Regions from separate parts of the Mus musculus genome. Here region 1 is linked to region 2. A link is a loop called in an ENCODE intact Hi-C map of the cell type or tissue named here. Cell type or tissue: heart. All regions are shown on one strand. Each heading gives the region's core, and the rest is flanking DNA. Links, peaks and the distances in the headings are about the cores only.

What was found. Peaks named below come from ENCODE experiments on the same cell type or tissue, not always from the same donor. Only the 100,000 strongest peaks of a DNase experiment are listed, where the experiment ranks them.
Region 1: it touches region 2 in a loop (4-fold over the local background); 5 of 42 quality-filtered maps call a loop at or near these places.

Annotation. Positions count from the first base shown.
Region 1 is chr7:112,654,400-112,659,782 of GRCm38, reverse strand. No RefSeq gene overlaps it. Among named protein-coding and RNA genes, the nearest start is that of Gm40451, 18 kb to the left of the region's middle. In heart, for the core only: CTCF peaks have their summits at 3,042 and 4,162 (motif pointing right); a DNase peak (open chromatin) is centred at 3,502; H3K4me3 peaks cover 917 bases; H3K27ac peaks cover 4,584 bases.
Region 2 is chr7:112,559,516-112,564,898 of GRCm38, reverse strand. It overlaps Parva (parvin, alpha), which reads right to left. Exons shown (of 13, transcript NM_020606.5): 5 at 4,830-4,970. Among named protein-coding and RNA genes, the nearest start is that of Parvaos, 27 kb to the right of the region's middle. In heart, for the core only: no CTCF peak of the experiment used is centred there; a DNase peak (open chromatin) is centred at 3,198.

The sequences.
Region 1 (5,383 bases), core at 76-5,075, 95 kb before region 2:
CCCTGTAGGCAACTTTGGTAGTTGTTTAGATTAGAAACTGCTATTTTTAAATGATAGTTATCACTTTGGTGGAATGAGAGAGAGATGACAGTCACAAGCACAAACATGCATTTATTTATGAATTTCTTTCTTTCTTTCTTTCTTTCTTTCTTTCTTTCTTTTTTTGTTTGTTACGGTTGGTTTTGTTTTTTTTGAGATAGAGTCTCCTTGAACTCCCAGAAATTCACTGCCAGGCTCTGCCTTAAAAGTGCTGGAATTAAAGGTGTATGCCACCATTCCTGGATTTTTTGTTTTTGACTGGAACTCATGTACCCCCTGCTTATTTGGATAACTGGTATAGACCAGTTTGCCCAGTTAGTGTGGTACTGAGGATGGAACCCAGGACTCCTTTTAAAAACTTTAAGATTTTATTTATTTTGTGCTCTGCCTAAGTGTATGTGCAGTACATGCCCCATACTCTTAAAATTCAGATGAGGTCATTGGATCCCTTGGAACTAGAGTTATAGTTAGTGTGAGCAGCCAAGTGAGTGTTGGGAACTGAGCCTGGGTCCTCTTCAAGAGCAACAAGTGTTCTTAACTGCTGAGCCTTTTCCCCAGCTGGAACCCAGGGCTTCTTGCATGCAGCCTCCCAATCTTCCTAAATCCGAGGAAGAGCGAACCTCACAGAAGAGAAAGGAAATAGACACAAGAACAGTGATGGACTACAGTTGAGAACTCCAGAACATTGCATATTTCGATTGATTGACAACTGACCCTTCAATTTAGTGGCTTAAAATCATGGGCTAAAGACACAGTTGGTAGAAGCCATCATGCATGAAGCCCTGGCTTCCATACCTAGCACTGCCTAAACAGAACATGGTGCCATGCATCGCTACAATCAGGAGGTGGAGGCAGGAGGATCCCATTCTATGTGAGACCCTACCTCAAAAAATGAAAAAGATGCCGGGTAGCGGTGGCGCATGCCTTTAATCCCAGCACTTGGGAGGCAGAGGCAAGCAGATTTCTGAGTTCGAGGCCAGCCTGGTCTACAGAGTGAGTTCCAGGACAGCCGGGGCTACACAGAGAAACCCTGTCTCAAAAAAAAAAAAAAAAAAAAAAAAAAAAAGAAAAGAAAAGAAAAGAAAGAAAGAGAAGCTGAGATAGTAGCCCAATGGGTAAGAATGCTTGCAGCTCAAGTCCAAACCCCAAGCAGCTTCATAAAGAAAAACTGAGCACCACTGTGTATGCATGTAACCCCAGAACAGTGGGATGGAGACAGGTGGATCTTGGGGAGCTCACAAGCCGGCCTGTCTAGCTGAAACATGGGAATCTCCAAGTTCATTTAGAGACCCTACCCCATGGAAGCAAGGCAGAGCAGGGTAGAGATACCAATATATGCCTCTGACCTTTATGGATGCTCATATTACCTTACATACACATACATGTATGCCATACATATGTACATACATATATACATACATACATATATTCATAATTTTAAAAAGCAAACAGGCAAACAAACAACACAATATGAATTGGAGTGCTAGAAACTGCTCAGAAGACAGAGAGCTAAAGGGGATGGCCAGCAGTGTGTGTGTGTGTGTGTGTGTGTGTGTGTGTGTGTGTGTGTGTGTGTGTGTGAAGCTCTCAGTCTCTGGGATTGCTTGGAACACATCCTACCTCAGACCTCAAGTTAGACTATTCTCTCCCAGGTGGCCAGAGGAAGAAGTATCTCCATTGGATCTTCACAAAGGCCTTTCCTGTACCTCGGATATATAGAGAAGATGCTTCCTATGTGGGCCTCATTTAAGTTTCTGGCTTGCCCAATTCTGAGAACTATCTGGCAGTATGTGTGGATTTCAAAGCAATTAAGACCTCGAGGCTTCATTAAGCAGAACTTGTAGCCTGACACTGCAAGCCTCCCTGCCCCAGGGACAATGGTGTTCAGTCCTGACTAATGCTTCCACATGCTCTCTCCCAGCTTGGGAGGCAAGATTGTGTGACGGCCATATTTGACTATTCCTATTCTTGGCACTGTGTGTGTGTGTGTGTGTGTGTGTGTGTGTGTGTGTGTGTGAGAGAGAGAGAGAGAGAGAGAGAGAGAGCAATGTGCACGCACATTCATGCAGACTTGCTCAAGTATATAATATATATACTATTGTCCCTCCAAAATTCTTAGTGGAATACTGATGAAAGGCCTAAGGAGGAGATGCCTCGGTATGTAAGGTACTGGCTGTGTAAGGATGAGACTTGAGTTCAGATCTCCAGAACCTGTGTAAAGGCCGGACACGGGTCATGATCATCTGTAATCCCAGTGCCTGTAGTGAGGCAGAGACAGAACCCCCAAAATCTTCAGGCAAGCTAGCCTGGTATGTACAGTAGAAAAACAAAAGAGATCCTGCCCCAAACAAGGTGAAAAGCAAGGACTGACAACCCAAGCTGTTCTCACATGCATACACAGACACAGACACACAGATATACACGAGAGAGAGAGAGAGAGAGAGAGAGAGAGAGAGAGAGAGAAAGTACTTTTAGCTACATTCACCTTCAAGGTGGGAAAAGCCAATCAATGAGAAAAATATAGTTAAAATGCATCAACAGCCCTGTGCTACAGTCTTTTAAAAAGATGGATTGATGTTTCTACATCCCATAATTTATACATTATTTTATTTTTTTGTGTTTGGGTGTTTTGCCTACCAGTATGTCTGTGCATTATGTAGAAGCCTGGTGTCCACAGAGGCCAGAAGAGGGTATTGAATCCCATGGAACTGGAGTTAGAGGTGGTTGTGGGCCACAAAATGAATACTGGGAGTCAAACCTGCGTCCTCTAGAATATTAGTCACCATTCTTAATGGCTGAGCCATCTCTCTAATGCCACACAACAACAATAAAAAACAACAACAATAGCAAGCAAACAAACAAAAAATTAACCAACCGAATTGCAGATGCAAAAAGAGCATGATTTGTTCTAGGTTTCTGCTAGGTGACCGTAACTATCCTTAGGGCAAAACAATGATGCTGACAATATAAAGTATGATCTGTAGTGTGTGTCTTCTTATTTCCCACCAACGCCTGGCGGGGCAGAGATGAGCTCTGCATTCCACGGATGAGGAAACAGGTTCAGAGATATGAAGACATGTTAAAAATACTCTTCAAAGGAAGTTGGACTCAGAGCCAAGTCTGTGCAACACCAAAGTCCTCCCATTACCCCATGCTCTAGCCTCCGGGGGATGACAAAGCTGTGCCAGGGAGCTCCACTGGTCCAGTCATCACTGTCAGCTGTAATGTCAATCAATGGATGCTAATAGGCTGAGCAGAAGAGAGAGTGAGGTGGATGTGGGAAGCACAGAGTTTGGAGGAGTGGGTGCACGTGGGGAGATACGTCGGTCTGGTAGAAGTTATAGGCAGATAAGGAACCTGAAGAATCTGTGTCAGCTCACTTGTTGATGACATGTCACATGCTTGTACAAGCCTCTTAGCTACCAGGGTACTGGGCTGTTTGGCTTCGTTTTCCGGGAGTGAGACTGATAAGCACATTCCATTGAGACCAGACGCAGCCAGGAGAGGCCAGACGCCAAACAGTGTACAGACCATGTGGGGAGAGTGGGGAGAAGCCTGCCGCTTTCTAAGGCTGCATGGGCTTTCTGTGAAAGGTCAGGGAAGGAAGAAATGAAGAGAATGTTCCGTGAAAATTGGCCTCAAGCTGAATCCATGTTTCTAAGAAGTTGCAAGTCCTGGCTACTAAGAAGGAGAGAGAGCCTGAACGTGTGCATGTATATGAAGTATGTGTTTTTGCATGAGCTCCTGTGTCTCCTGTGTGTGTTTGTGACACAAAGAAAATGATGGACAAGCTTTGGAACATGTGGTTGTTAACAAGTATTTACAATTTGTTCTCAATCTTTATCTTTGCTGATTTTTTTTTAATATGGCCTGAGGATATTTTTAAATGTTATATGTATGAGTATGTTGCCTTCATGTATGTGTGTATGTTTGTGTGTCTATGGTCTATGTGTGTGTATATGTATGTATGTGTGTATATATATATATATATATATATATACATACACACACACACACACACACACACATATATATATATATATATATATATATATATATATATATATATATATATATATGCGCCATGTGTGCGCAGTCTCTGTGGAGGCCAGAAGAGGGCGTCATATCTCCTAGAACTGTAGTTACAGACAGTTGTAAGCTGTAGTGTGGGTGCTGGGATCCGAATTCTGATCAACTGGAAGATCTTGCAGCAAGTTCTTAACCACTCAGCCATTGTTCTAGCCCCCTGACACTTTAAGAGTTATTTATTTATTTATTTATTTATTTACTTAATGAATATGAGTACGCTGTAGCTGTACAGAAGGTTGTGAGCCTTCATGTGGTTGTTGGGAATGGAATTTAGGACCTCTGCTTGCTCTGGTTGGCCATGCTCACTCAAGTCAACTCCACTAGCTCAGTCCCTGCTAGCTCTGGCCCAAAGATTTATTTATTATTATAAATAAGTACCTTATAGCTGTCTTCAGATGCACCAGAAGAGGGCCTCAGATCTCATTACAAATGGTTGTGAGCCACCATGTGATTGCTGGGAATTGAATTCAGGACCTTCAGAAGAGCAGTCAGTGCTCTTATCTGCTGAGCCATCTCTCTAGCCCCCGACTCATATTTTTAACACATAATTTGATAATTTGTTCATCAAATGATAATGTGAGTAGGTCCAGAGAAGAGGGAAGAGAGACCATATAGGAAAGTGGGAGAGGTCTTGGGATGCCACAAATCTCTTTCTGAATCCATATTCAGTGCTCCCCCCCATTAGTTCCATATAAGAACAAAGGGTGGCAATTATGGAACATTTTGTGCATTTACAGTGTGTGTGTGTGTGGTGCGTAATTTAGTGTGTTGTCTGGTTTTAGTTGTTATTGTTGCTCTTTTGTTTTAGTTTTTTGTAGTACTGGAGATTGAACCTAAGGTCTCACTCATGGTAGGCAAACAAGCTTCTACTGTGCTACAATCCCCAGGCAGGCCTCAAACCTGCAAGTCCTCTGTCTCAGCCTCCCAGGGAAATAGCTGGGAATACAGGCCTTTACCACCAAGCCCAGGTTCATTTCATCTTCAGAGTTGCTCCTCTATCTCATTTAGTCTGCTAGTGAGCACAAGGAACTGAAAATTTAGGTGCTGGAGGAACTTTCTGGAGATCTCCCCAAAATTGAGGGGCAGATTTGACCCCAGGCCCATCATAATTTTATAGTTATAGTTTTGGTTTTTTTTTTTTTTTGTCCGTTTGTTTGCTTGTTTTGTAAGGGTCCATGATTCACCAAAGAATGATGCCCCAGACTCAAATAGCGTGTAAATGAAAAGAGTGTTCAGCATACTGGGGTCTCCCATT
Region 2 (5,383 bases), core at 149-5,148:
GTATCCACAGAGACCACAGGAAGTTATCAGATTTCCCTTTGCTGGGGTTGCAGATGGTTATGAGCTGTCACATGGGTGCTGGGAATGGAACCCAGGCCTCTAAAAGAGCAGCTCTGAACTGCCGAGTCATTTCTCCAGCCCTTCATGTTCATTTTGTTGTTATACCTTAAGGGACAGGAGTGGTGGTCATTGTGTGTGATAAATGTGTTGTTAGGCTAGAAAAGACATCGATGGCAGGTACACAAAAACAAACCTGTAGACCAATAGGGGAGCGTAGGACACCAGGAAATAAACCTGTGGCTACAGTCACCTGGTTTTCAACAGGGATGCAGAAAAGCATTTCCTGGAGAAAAAAATGGCCTCTAACAAGTGGTGCCGGGAAAGCCAAGCACTCAACCCCTTGCAAAAGAATGAAACTAGATCTGTATCTCTCACCGTGAGTGACAATCAACTCAAACGATCAAAGATCTTAACGTGGGACCTGAAAAGTTGAAGCTGCTGATAGAAAACCCAAGCAAAAGACGTCTACACAGGCATAGACAAAGACTTCCCACAAAGAACCCAGTGTCTTGGGAAATGACCCCGTGAACTGAAAAATGGGACTATGGGTAATTAAAAAATGTCTGCAGAGCAGAGGAAACAATCAGCGTAAGGAAACGGCCTACAGCATGGGAGAAAATCTTGCTAGCTCCTGTGCCATAAGATGTAGCAGCTGTAAAGAACCTTAAAGAATTAAACATCACTCTACCCTCTCAACCATCCAATGAATGACTGGGTAAATGCACTGAATAGACATTTCTCAAGAGATAATGCAAATTATACATGTATAATTTGCAAATTTCTCACAAGAAATGCAAATTTTATTATTATTATTACTACTATTATTATTATATTGTGCTCTACTTCCTTAACCATCAAGGCAATGCAAATTAAAAGTACTGTGAGATTCTATCCAGTTAGAATGACTACCACCAGGAGAACAAACAACAAATTCCGGTGAGGCTACGGAGAATGAGGAAGCCTCATTCACACTGGTGGGAGTGGACACCGGTGGGGCCAATACAGAAATCAGCATGGTGGTTCCTTAAAAAACTAAAAATAGAACTACCATACACAACAGCTAGATCACTCCTGGGTGTATCCCAAAGATGCTATGTGGCCATGCCATGGAGTTACATGCACATCTATGTTTACTGCTGCGCTACTCACAAGAGCCAGGAAATGGAACTGGCCTTGATGTCCATCAACAGATGAACAGACACAGTGTATGTATACGATGGAACAATTTAATTCAGCTATAGAGGAAAACAAAGTCATGACATTTACAGGCAAATGGATACAACTGGAGATCAACAGGCGAAATAAGCTATGGCTGTTTTCTTTGTGTGTGTGTGTGTGTGTACACGCGTACATGCATGCGTGTGAGATAGGGAGGAGAAGAAGGAGGAGGACGAGATCTTAAAGGACAGGGGAGAAGAGAGGGAATGGGATGCATGTGACATGAAAACAGAATGAGGTACTATCTGGGCTGAGGAAGGAGTGAGCAAGAGGGGGCAGGAAGGAGGGAGAGAGCAGTGGGTGAGGAGGAGGAGTTAGAGCTGATGAGTGACACAAAGGTATGAAAGGGCACAGCATCATAACTCTGTACTTTGCATGCTAACTTAAAATAATGAAAAAGATGGAAAAGCTATTCCATTTGTGTGTCTGTGCCCGCAATGTGGACAGCTACCCACGGTGCAGGCATCCCCCGGCATGTTGAAAGACATCCCCTTAGGATACAGGGAGATTCCTATCTATACATGCATCCATGTGTATTCATATGTGAGAAAACAAAAAGCATGTTCTAGACACTCTTTATTACACACACAGACACCCACAGATGGACAAACACACACCTTGCAGTAATACTCCAAAATTTTCAGGGCCCATCTCTAGGTAGGCAGCTGTGGAGGCCTCGTACACAGGCTCAGTCAGTGCACAGCCTGGCTCTGCAAGTGGCTCTCTGAATCAGATTCCTGGCTCCCCTGTCATCACTCTGTAGGCAGGGCAGCAGTGCTCCTTCAGGGGACATGGACTGTACCAGTCACCCTTCCTTGCTCTGGGGAAGCGATAGCGGAAGACGCTAGACTTCCTGACCCTGGTATAAACATTTGTAGTGTCATACCTCCTCTGTGCCTTGATTTCCCCATCTGGGAGATGAGGGTGGTGGAAAGAATTACCTGAGCTGGGTGAGCGAGTGCTGAGAGGATTGAAATGGACATTGATATTTCAATGTTTTTATACACTGGCATTTTCTAAATTTTCAATAGTAAAAAAATACTGTTCATGAACAGGAAAGAAAGAAATCCCTAAAGTCCTAGATCAAAGACCTTGGTAACTCAGCAGCCTGTCCCTGCCACCCTTGTCCTGAGCATAAAGGCGACACCGTGTCCCCAAACGCACAGTCAGGCCCGATTAGAGAGAAAGGAGAGAACTTCTCCCTGTGAGTTGTGCCTGCTCTGTTCCTTCTAGAACACACTGCTTCTTCTTGTAAACAAGATCCAGCTCTTCTTGATGCCCTGAGGCATCACAGGGAGCAGCCAAGAGAATAATTATCTCTTTTGACCCGCTAATCCATCTCCATTCTGGAGATCCAGCCAGGGAGACTAATTCACAAGAAGTAAACAGAGAGACAGCAAAGACATCCAACTAAATCCCTCTGATATTAGCAGCCAGCTTGCAAAGTGTGTGTGTGTGTGTGTGTGTGTGTGTGTGTGTGTGTGTGTATGCGTGCTGTATATGTGTGAGGCCAGAGGTCAATATCAGGCGATCAAGTGTTTTCCTCAATGCTCCATCCACTTTGTATTTTTGAGACAGCATCTCTCACTGAACCTGGAGTTCAGTGACTCACTTAGCCAGGGTTGGCCAGAGAATTCCAGAGCTCTCCTGTCTCTGCCTCATGAGCACTGAAATTACAGGTAAGTGGCACTACTCTGAGCTTTTAAGTTTTTAAAAATAAATGGGCACTGGGGCTCTATCCAAGGCTTGCGAGGCAAGCACTTTACCCAGTAAGTCATATGCTCGGCCTCATGTCTCCTTTTCTGACCATGATTTAATTTCCCAGGTACACAGGGAAATAGGGCTCCTTAGCAGGGCAGCCTCTGGGGCCTAAAGCCAGGTCCTGTCCTCAACCCTCAGGTGACTTTGGGTAAGCAGAGAATGCCCTGTTCCCAGCTTATCACACTGTTCTATGCCAGCAGTGGTATAATTATGCTGAAGGAGGTAGTGGGTGTTTTGGCTCCAATGGCAGATGTCAGAAATGAGGACAGAAGACAGCTCCTGGCAGCTATGAGGTCACTGGTGGGGGAGGAGGATTCTAATACTTAGATCCAAACACGGTCTAACCATTTTATTCTCACTGTAAAAAAAAAACATGCATTTGTTTATTTACAAAGAGAAAAATCAGAAAACTCCCTGATTAGGGATTGGCTGTCATTGCTAGTGTCATGTGACCCATTCATTTACTGTTGAATCTGACTTTGGGTTTCTATCAGATGCCAAGGCATCTTGAGGCTGCAAAAGAATGAATGTTCCCTGGGCTGGGGAGATGACCCAGAGGTTCAGAGCACTAGTTGCTCTTCCAGAGGACTGAGGTTTGATTCCCACTACCCACACAACAGCTCACAACTGTTTGTGAGCTCCAGTCCCAGGGGAGCTGACACCTTCTTTTAGCCTTTGTGGGCTCTATATCAGACAAAACACCTATGCATATTGCATATAAAAATATTAAAAAAGAATAAATGGTTCTATATTTTTCTGAAATCTTTGAGCTCTACTACCTGTGAAAGGTGGAACTTAAAAAGTCCTGTACTAGGTAGGGGTGGAAAGATGGTTCAGTCTGTAAAGGTGCTTGCTGTATAGCCTGGCGAATGACTGTCAACTTGACATGACCTAGAATCAGATTCACCTGGGAAGAGAGTCTCAGTAAAAGATTGGTTGCACTGGATTGGCCTCTGTGTCTGTAAGCTAACTGATGTAATAGAAATGTGGCAGAGGTTACCCATCCCATTTATAAGACTTAAAATGGATTCCCCCACTTAGGAGTTAAAAATTATGTCTTCAAACCTAGGAAAGGAAATGATCTGCCTTCACTGTAAGTGACCTCATAGCCGCAAGACTACCCAGTACGGGGGCCACCATTCCCTAGGCAGGGGTGCTGAACTCTGCAAGTGGAGAAGAACTCAAGCCGAGTAGAAGCAGTCAAGCAAATGAATCCATGTACAGCAACAGGAGAGAACTGACTCTATAAAGTTGTATCCTGATATGTACCATGGCATGAACATTCCCCCTTCCCTGCTATGTGTCAGTCAGTCTGTCTGTCTGTCTGTCTGTCTGTCTATCTCTCTAGTAAATAAAACATTAAAACAAACCCTTTCTAGTGCTTGGTATCTGTACTCCTTCTGAGGAGCAGGGTAGAAGTGACAGGGTGTGGGCAGAACTGAAGCCTCACTCTTGGCCTCTCAGCTGTTTGGACCTGTGACCCTCAGCTTCCCCAAGTTCCTACATGCTGGAGACAGCACGGCTCTCAGCAGGCTGTGTGGGCCTCGGAAGTGCCTTCCGGAACACATCATTTCCTTACCAAGCTGACCTGAAAGCCTTCCAGACAAAGGAACACAGACCTGGACATTTTATTATTATTTCCACCCCCAAGGGTTTGTATGATAGGCTATCTTTCCTGTCAAAGGTTATTTCTCAAAGAGAAATGACTTGGCGTCCCAGGTGACAGTTTAGGAATGGTGGGGGACCCTTAGGGGCTAGTGTCGTTGCACAGTCCTCCTCTCCTAACTCACAGTCCACGTTCCACTTGATGCTCCTGGGAGGAAGCTTCAGGGTCTCATTGATCTTCTCCAGCACAGTCTGTAGCTTCTGTTTCTGGGCGATCTCCGACTGCGTAACCTCGGCCACGTTGAGCTTCTCACTCTCCAGTTTCTCTGCAGTGGGAAGGGAAAAGAGCAGCTGTTATCCTGGGTCACAGAAAACCTAAGTTGTGCCTATTCTTTCACGCGTTCACCTATGACAACACACAATGACCACATCTCTACAGTAAAGCCTAGGACTGTTCTGGGGTCCCACCCCACATAATCAAATCTGGGGGTGTTTGAGTGTCCGGTCAAAAATGGCCGGGTGTTTGCAATCCTATGCAATCCTTTTGTATGCTTTAGGCGTCTCTGTATTATTCAAATACCTTATACAATATAAAGGCCATTATATACTGTCATTTTATATTGCTTATAGAATCATGACAAGAAAAGTACGGATATTTTCAGTATGGATGTGATTTTTATTCAAAGATTTTAATTTACGGTCCATTCTAATTCCATTTTTTGTTGCTGTGATAAAATAA